3 separate regions of the Homo sapiens genome follow, and regions 1 and 3 are each linked to region 2. Evidence: chromatin contacts called from ENCODE Hi-C or POLR2A ChIA-PET data. All regions are on one chromosome and are shown on one strand. Each heading gives the region's core, a stretch centred on a gene start or an enhancer-like site at or near the end of the contact. The rest is flanking DNA. Distances are from core to core; before and after follow the strand shown. Region 1 overlaps NFKBIZ (NFKB inhibitor zeta). Region 2 has its middle 39 kb from the start of RDUR. Region 3 overlaps RDUR (RIG-I dependent antiviral response regulator RNA).

What was found. Hi-C counts contacts between places; a loop is a spot of excess contacts on that map. ChIA-PET counts read pairs that join two places held with the same protein, here RNA polymerase II (POLR2A). Pooled maps may share reads with other maps.
Region 1: a loop to region 2 is called in a map of CD14-positive monocyte, with 3 times the contacts of the local background. The contact joins two enhancer-like sites. A Hi-C loop is called at or near these places in 6 of 168 maps with a recorded cell type or tissue (CD14-positive monocyte, CD8-positive, alpha-beta T cell, GM12878 and 3 more), 9 of 37 single-sample maps with no recorded cell type and 12 of 50 pooled maps. POLR2A ChIA-PET finds 5 or more read pairs at or near these places in 13 of 52 experiments (AG04450, GM12878, H1 and 8 more).
Region 3: a loop to region 2 is called in a pooled map, with 4 times the contacts of the local background. The contact joins two enhancer-like sites. A Hi-C loop is called at or near these places in 3 of 37 single-sample maps with no recorded cell type and 8 of 50 pooled maps. POLR2A ChIA-PET finds 5 or more read pairs at or near these places in 1 of 52 experiments (activated B cell).

What each region holds. Positions count from the first base shown.
Region 1 is chr3:101,860,200-101,862,949 of GRCh38, forward strand. It overlaps NFKBIZ (NFKB inhibitor zeta), which reads left to right. Exons shown (of 12, transcript NM_031419.4): 12 at 1-823. Among named protein-coding and RNA genes, the nearest start is that of NFKBIZ, 12 kb to the left of the region's middle. Within about 2 kb of position 1,461, at least 2 of the 41 ENCODE cell types and tissues checked have a DNase peak (open chromatin) inside an H3K27ac peak, as active enhancers do; they include CD14-positive monocyte, where a contact is called at or near this core.
Region 2 is chr3:101,900,700-101,903,668 of GRCh38, forward strand. No RefSeq gene overlaps it. Among named protein-coding and RNA genes, the nearest start is that of RDUR, 39 kb to the right of the region's middle. Within about 2 kb of position 1,397, at least 5 of the 41 ENCODE cell types and tissues checked have a DNase peak (open chromatin) inside an H3K27ac peak, as active enhancers do; they include CD14-positive monocyte, where a contact is called at or near this core.
Region 3 is chr3:101,963,512-101,966,516 of GRCh38, forward strand. The region is part of intron 2 of RDUR (RIG-I dependent antiviral response regulator RNA); the gene reads left to right. Among named protein-coding and RNA genes, the nearest start is that of RDUR, 24 kb to the left of the region's middle. Within about 2 kb of position 1,425, at least 3 of the 41 ENCODE cell types and tissues checked have a DNase peak (open chromatin) inside an H3K27ac peak, as active enhancers do.

The sequences.
Region 1 (2,750 bases), core at 211-2,710, 40 kb before region 2:
GAGACAGGGTCTTGCTCTGGCGCCCAGGCTGGAGTACAGTGGCATGATCTTGGCTCACTTCAGCCTTGACTTGGGCTCAAGTGATCCTCCTACCTGAGCCTTCTGAGTAACTGGAACTACAGGTGTGCACTCCTCGCCTGGCTAATTTTTTATTTTTTGTACAGGCAGGATCTTGCCACCTTGCCCAGGCTGGTCTTGAACTCCTGAGCTCATGCCATCTGCCTGCCTTAGTCTCCCAAAATGCTGGGATTACAGGAGTGAGCCACCATGCCCGGCTGGCAGTTGCATGGAAGAGAACACCTCTTTATGGCTTACCCTCTAGAATTTCTAATTTATGTGTTCTGTTGAAATTTTTGTTTTTTTACCTTTATTGAAACAACAAAAAGTCAGTATTGAAACATATCTTCCTGTTTTCTGTTGTCAAATGATGATAATGTGCCATGATGTTTTATATATATCATTCAGAAAAAGTTTTATTTTTTAATAACATTCTATTAACATTATTTTGCTTGCCGCTGGCATGCCTGAGGAATGTATTTGGCTTTGATTACACACTAAGTTTTTGTAATAAATTTGACTCATTAAAAACCTTTTTTTTTTAAAAAAAAAAAAAAAGAAAATCTCATTAGTGAACTTATCTTTGCAGCTGAGTACTTAAATTCTTTTTAAAAAGATACCCTTTGGATTGATCACATTGTTTGACCCAGTATGTCTTGTAGACACGTTAGTTATAATCACCTTGTATCTCTAAATATGGTGTGATATGAACCAGTCCATTCACATTGGAAAAACTGATGGTTTTAAATAAACTAATTCACTAATATTATTTGTCTTACATGCATTTTCTTTTCCTAGTGCCTTATTTCCCTAGATAGAAAAAGTACTATTGATGATTTTAAATACCTTTGAGTTAGTTAATTTATGTTAATTTGGGTTTTTTGGAGAACATGTTTCCTGAAAGTATACAAGATTTAACATCAAAATCTATTTGCTAAGTTTACTAGGAGAAGTCTGTTAGGTTTTGAAATTATCATGGAAGTTTAATAGATGCTGTCGATCATTCACATGTTTAGATGCTTAAAAAAAAAAAAAAAAGCTAAGTGGGAGCAGTGAATCATAGGAATAACAGTTTGGAGATTACCAGGATCATCCTTAGAGAGATGTAAACCTGGGAAAGGTTCTTCCCTTTGCCAGCAAGCCATTTTGACGTGTGAGAACAAACACATCAATATCTGTCAGTATGTTGTTACAATTATTGCACATATATTCTAGTTCTTACAGCTGTTTTGAGAATCTGGTGAAAGCTATGAATCCTTTCCCTGGAAAATGCAAATATATGTATACACACAAATGCTGTGTGCAATATTTGGGGCTTCACAACCTTTAGAAGACCATGACTCACAAGAATCCACTTTAGTTTCATTTCTGCACATACTTTTCTTCTTTCGTATAACAAAATCTTGGGTAATTTGCTTTGCAAATGCAACTTGTTAACCAGAACAGCAGAAATGATGTACTCCCACTGAACATAGCCCTACAGTGAGCTTTACCCAAGTGAGCTTCTATGTTCTCTCTTAATCCCAAATTCTCTCATAGTTGAACCAGTATCTAGCAAGTATGTTTGTGTGTGCGTGTGTGTGTGTGCAAAGATGTAAATAATTTGAGGCTAAGACATATAAGACATTTCTTAGCCTTAAGATGTTTACGTGAGAGACATGGCATGTACTTTATTAGGTAAACTATGTTAAATAGCATTTAAAAAGAGATTCAGAAGGGACATTTCTTTCTGACTGGGGAGGATTCAAGGTAGAGCATTTGAACTGTATCTTCTGAATAGTTGATTTGGATGTTCATATAAAGGGAGGAGAGGCAGATGAAAGAAACAAACAGCATGAACCAAAGCATAGGCGTCTGTGGGAATAGCAGGTGATTTTAATATAGTTAGTTAGACTCTGGAAGTGGCCAATAAGGTTCATCTTGTGTTCCACCTCTGACTGGTAATATTTTTGAGTATCAAGTTGAGAAAGATCCTCAGGCTCGTAGGGGCTTCAGGAGAAGGTTGCTGGATTGAACCTTCAGGAGAGGTTGCTGTGATTGGTGCGTGATATCTGCCACAGGAATATGGGAAATGGCTCTTGATTGAATACATCTTAAAGCCTCACAGAAGCCAAGACTGTGTGCTCATTGCTGCAACTTCAGTGCCTAGCACAGTGCCTGGCACATGGAAATAGTTCATAAAATATTGGTTGAATGAACGAATATATGCCAATCCTGGTTAGAGTCACTGGTTTTGTTGGGGGAGGTGATGTTTTGAGCCAGAGTTATACTATTAATTACTAATGAATTATTGGCTATCATGGTTCTGAATTTAATTCTGCCACATGATTTCACAGTGACATGGATGATATGTTAATGAAAATGGGCATGGGCATAGTTGGACTCATTAAGGAAAAAAATCAGGCAGTCTGTCTTTGCAAAGGACTGTTAGTGCTGTAGTTTGATATTGACTAAGGAATCCCTACAAGAGTCAGAGACCAAATCTTCCAGCTCAATTTGTTAGTCAAATCAGTAACATTTAATATCCTTTCTATATTTTTACTTAATCAGGACAGGAAAATTTCCTCAAATGTCTCTGACTTTTAACAAATGTCAACTTAAACATACGACCACTAACTTCCATTTTCTGATAACCTCAGTTGTTCTGTATTGAATACGACCTCAGAGAGAAATCAGCTTCAGTCACTGGCTAA
Region 2 (2,969 bases), core at 147-2,646:
ATTTTAGACAGGCTTCTTCCCGAGTATAGGCCCTTGAGCTCTCTTTTTCTTAGAGCATGTACTTCATTTTTCCTTTCTTTTTTCCCCCCTTTTTCATAGAACTGTAGTTCAGAAGGAAGAATATTTACTGTAGAAAGCTTGTAATTGTAAATTCTTTGGCCCTCTGAGAGGTCAATCTTCTCCCAACCTCTTGCAAGTTTTATAACCCAGGAATGTCTTTCACAAGGACCTGGGAGCCGCCACTTTGCAATGTAATTATCAAGAAAGACAGCTCCCCTATTTCCCAGTCTCTGTGGGACCATAGGAGCCTAGCTTTAATACATGAACAAGCACCAGCTAGCAAACACAGATGGCCTACTCCCACTGGCCAGCGCTAATGTCCTCTAGTACTTTTCTATTTGCTCACTCCAGTGCTTAAAAATTCTCCCTCTTTTTGTTTTCAAGTTTAACCATTCTCCCCTATTGCAATAGACTTGACTCCTATGGCAATAAGTATTGAATACAGTCTTTCTTGCCTGTTTAGCTCTATGCTGTGCAATTTTTCTTTGATATATAGAAACTTGCACAGTATTTTACCTAAACCGACTCCAAATGAGTTTGAAAAGCCATTAACCCAGAACACAGGATAACTTTGTCATGGTACACTGTTATTTGGACTAATTTTTTGGGGGGATTCTGACATATAAAACATTTTGCATAATATCTCCTTTAATAAGTCCAAAACCAAAACCAGAATGCTTCTCATCTTTCTTTGTCATGAGATATACCAGGTATTCAAAAATACACAATTCTATACACAAACACACACACACACACACACACACATACACTTAGTAGCTATTTTTTTTGTAGGCCTACTTTATGCTAGGCACTGTGTACTTTCTATACATAGTACTTTATAAACATTTCTTCATTTAATTCTTATGGCATCTCTATGATTAGGGCTCATTATTTATTTTACAGATGAGGAAGCTGGGGCTCAGAGAGGTTAAGTAATCACCTTAAATCACAGCTGGTACACGTCAGAAGTGTGATATTAATTCAGTCACTGAGTCTATAAATCATAAAATCGTGCTTTTAATGGTTGTTTTCCAAGGATTCACTGGGCTACCTTGTTAGGATTCTGGCCCAGAGAGAAATCTGTATTTCCAAAGGGATTAAGGATGAGCTTCTGTCAAGTTTTGCTTCTGTCTTACCTCCTGGAGGCATTGTACTATTTCCCTGAGTAAAGATTTTACTATTTCTTGGAGGACTTCTTCCCAAAGTATGTCCCCCATACCCCTTCCCGCCCCTGTTTTCTCTGTATCCATGTATCCCACCCTTGTTTTCTCTGTATGCTTTGTGGCCTGGTCCAGTCTCTTGGAGCAGCCATTCTGATCTTGCTTTCAGGGTTGCTCTGACAAGAACAGCTGGGGATCTCCCCTGGTGCTTCCAGCATTCAGTATGTGCTTCCTCAGTAGACCTTGAAGATGGTAGCAATTTCCTCTCTGACTCATGCATAGGAGGAGATTCCAACATTTTCTCTGTCATTCTCTCAATCATCTGTCCTCTCAGCAGCACTTGGGTGATGACTAGGGCTCAAATAATGCACTATGATATCACCAGCTCACAACTGATGACATCACAAGGCACAATAATAACAAAAGCATCAGGAAGCAGGCAGAGCAAGGGTTTCGATGTATTTCAACATATCTGCAATGCCAGAGAAACCAATCCCTGTTTAAAAACCTAAGTCTTTCTAGCTTCCAAGTTTTTTCTCTGAGATGGAAGGAATCTTTCTAGTATTGACTACCTTCATTAAATACTTGTTATTTCTGAGTCTATGCTTAAAAGTATCCTAGACAGAATCTCAGAACCACTTCACTGCCTAGAAAAACCATCTCTGGGACTGTGAATGGCTCTGTGCTCCAGGCAGGTGACAAGTCACATTTCTGCTATAGAGCCCACCTGTCATATAGGGTGCTGTAAGGTTTTATTTTGTGGACCTGTAGAAAGCACTCTGTGGGTTTATGAACCTGGGCCGCTTGAATTCAGGGGAGCAATGATGAGGGCACTAAAATTCTCTGCTTCCAACTTTTCTCCTTTCTTCTGTTGGAGTGGCTCCCTCTCACTAGGCCTCCAGCACATGCAGCCCTTGCCTTGGATGAATCTAAGAATTTTACTTCTATTTATTACTGATACCAGGGTTTAGATTATTTTCAGTGTTAATGAGGCATTTTATGGAAATCAACATATATTGTCATAGACAAGAGAAGTTAAAATTATTTAAAATAATACTTTTCTCTAGCTATAAGAACTTCGTGGAAAATTTGGAAATTGGAAAATACAGAAATAAAAAAGTTATGCACAATCCCATTAACCCAGAAGCATTCATTGCTAACAGTTTTTTTTAATCTTTCAATCTTTTATTCTGAAGCTCTTTTGTTTTCAAACAAAAAGACATGGCCCCTAAGCCCTAAAACTTACAACTTCAAGGGCAACACAAATGAGAAAAATTAAGACAAAATGAGATTGAAAACCCAATAACATATGAAATATTGGTGATAATAGAACTTCAATCCTTCTGTGAGCATATCTACTCAATTTTTATTTTAAAATGAGAAAATTCTAAAAATCCATATACAGTCAATTTGGAAAACAGATGAGTCTGTCAAGCTCTCAGTGGACAAGCTACAGCTAATTAGTGGCTACAAAACAATTAATGGATAAGCATAATGAATAAGTTTGGGGTTGATTCAGAAAAGAAATATGAGGTGACTTAGTAAACACTGCATTTTTGATATGCTCCCTGGCTTGTAAAAATGCCATTGAGACACATATTGCCTGGAATCAGTCACATCCTGTCTTGTTTACCACTTATTAAGTATCCGTAGGCAAGTTACTTAACCTCTCTAATGTTTTCTCGTCTATAAAGTAGGGAAAACAGGTTGTTGTGACTATTAATTGAGATAATTCCTCTAACATGTTTA
Region 3 (3,005 bases), core at 175-2,674, 63 kb after region 2:
TCTCCCCAGTTTTTTTCCTTACAACTAGGATGATATTCATCCTGGTTTGTCCAGGAACAATCCCAGTTTATGCCCATTGTCACAGTATAATTATTGATAATGCCCCCTTCTACTTTCAAAGCATTCTGGTTTAATGATGAGTTAAATGATTGCCCTACTTAGAGTGTTTTCATAACACTTAGACCTGCCTCTATCACTGCATGATTCACAATGTACTATGTTATTGTATTTTAATTGTTTTTTGGATTTGTCTCCTTGGTGGGATTTAGGGTAGTCACTGGGAATGATTTTCTTCATTTCTGCAGACTCCACCATATATACCTGGCATTGGGAGGAGCTCAGTCATGCTGCTTGGACATGGGAATGTTTTTGAAACCTTGCTTCTTTCATTTTGTGCATAGCAGGTGTTCAATAAATCATTTTTAATTGAAGTAGATAGCTGTCTATTATGAAAATGAGAAATGAACTTGACAAGAACACTGCTTCTTCTCTCTGCCCTCCTTTATTTGTCATCATTAGCTCAGAGATCTCATTTTACCTCCAGATTTGTGAGTCATTTCTTCCTCTTGCCTCACCCATAGCTATTTTAATTCTTTGAAAACTGGAGTTAGTTATCCTTTTCAAGCCTCCAGTGAGTGCTGCGGTGACCTGATTTCCAGTTGCTGGGTGCTTGCTTTGGGCAAGTGTACCTCCACGATTGAAATCTTCCCTCCACCCCGAGCTCCTGAGGCTCTCTCCACTCTGTCATCTGTTTCAGAAGCAGTTTTTGTACCACCTTGCTTTTACCTTTGAGGCCATACCCACTGTTGGTTACTTCATCCTGTGGCTATGTCTATACAAGTGAAATTAAGTGCATAATGAAGTCAATGGTGGGTTTAATTCAGGCCACTTTTGCCTGACACTTCTTTCTTTTGCTGTCAGCTCATCACCTCAGCACCCCCAACCCACTTATTGTTTGGAGGCTGGGATCTGCTATGCCACAGGAGTATTTTCTGAGCCTTGTCATTTACTTCAAATGATGGAAGACATTTTCTTTCTTCAGGAATTATGAGACCTAATCCACCTGGATTTAGCAAATGGGTTGTTCTTCCTGCTGGTTGCTAAAAACCATCACGTATTCAGTTTTCGACAAACAATTGTTGAGAACTTACTAGGTACAAGCAATAATACCAACACAATTATTGTCTTCAGGGAGTTCTCTAGAGGCTGCGGGCGTGCACTGCTCAAATCCACTTGCGTGAGAAGCTCATGAGGAGGGTAGTTAGCTGACAGTTTCCAGCTGCGGCCCCTCTGGCTCTGCCCCTGCATTCACGCTGACAAGTCACAGACTTCTGGGGATTCTTCTAGCTAGTAACTGAATGTGGTAGTTGTATGGTACCATGGTCAGGCTATTTCTGGCTGGCATGGGACTCCTCTAATGAGGAGTCTTTGCTTGAGGCCTCCTGGTCGGCCTGGCTCAGACTCAGTGCTGCAATGCCGTCTGACTCCTACTACCCAGTCCTCCTCCTTCCCTCCTATTCTGAAGGCCCTCCCTGCCCATGCTGGTTGCCCCTCCCCAAATCCTTCACAGGCGTTTCTCCCAAGAAATCTCCTGCATGACTAATTTTGTCTTGGCATCTTGTTCGTAGAAGAGTTGAGCTGACACAAGTTTCCAGTCCAGTATTGTAGATTAAACATGTGCACAAAGAACACAGCATACTCTTCATTATATTCCTCTCCAACATTAAGTGGTGAGATTAAAGTACAACAGGGACAGGTAATCTTAGATTGCGAAAAGAGGTATATTTTATATTTACCATAGTCTGTCATTTCCGAGAAGGCAAAGACCATGACCAACATAATTATTTGTTCAGGTGAACAGTTCTTTGTTCACTTGTCATGGGTGATAAGTAAAAGCACTTAAGAGAAGAAGAATAATAATAGTTGTGTAATTGTAATAATAATAATAATAATAATAATAATTTATTGAGGGCCCTGTCTCTGCCAGGCATTAGGTACTTTGTGTATCTTTTTTTCCAGTCTTCATAACAACCAAGCAAAGAAGGTATTGCTGTCATCCTCATTTTGCAGAAGAGGAAAGTGAAAAATGAAAGAGGTTAAATAGATTGCTCAAGGTTGTCCGGACGCAGTGGCTCACACCTGTAATCCCAGCACTTTGGGAGGCCGAGGTGGGAGGATCACCTGAGGTCAGGAGTTCAAGACCAGCCTGGCCAACATGGTGAAACCCCATCTCTACTGAAAATACAAAAATTAGCCAGGCATGGTGGCGCATGCCTGTAATCTCAGCTACTCAAGAGGCTGAGGCAGGAGAATTGCTTGAACCCGGGAGGTGGACGTTGCAGTGAATTGAGATTGCACCACTGTACTCCAGCCTGTGCAACACCACGCCTGGCTTAATTTTTGTATTTTTAGTAAAGATGGGGTTTTGCCATGTCGGCCGGGCTGGTCTCACACTCCTGACCTCAGGTGATCTGCCCACCTCTGCCTCAGATTATTCTTTTTCCTGTCTTAGAAAAAAAAAAAAAAAGATTGCTCAAGGTCACCCTGAAGCTAGTGAGTGGCTGTGCCAGGGTTTGGGTTTGTGAAGCTCTGATGCTCTTGAATTTCCCATGATACCATGCTCTGTCTTTAGGGTGATCTTCAGACTTAGGCCACATGGTAATCAGTCTGGGGAATTTGAGGAATATCCCTCCCAATGGGCTAGGGAGTCTATAGCCTAGACCAGATCTTAGTCCATGAGTTCTACATTCTTAATATTTCACAGTGTATTTTTAGGAACTTCTGAAAAAGAAGAATGATGTCTTCAAGATGGGCTTCTCCTTTTTTATTAGATCCTGTTGTCCAGAGTTGTAGAGCTAGAAAGTACCCTAGAAAAAAAGCCAGATACAAAAAGCCAATATGGTATGATTCCATTTATATGAAATTTCCAGAATAGGGAAGTGACTTAATGAGGGTGGGGTTTCTTTTTCGGGTAATGAAAATGTTCTGAAATTAGATAGTAGTAA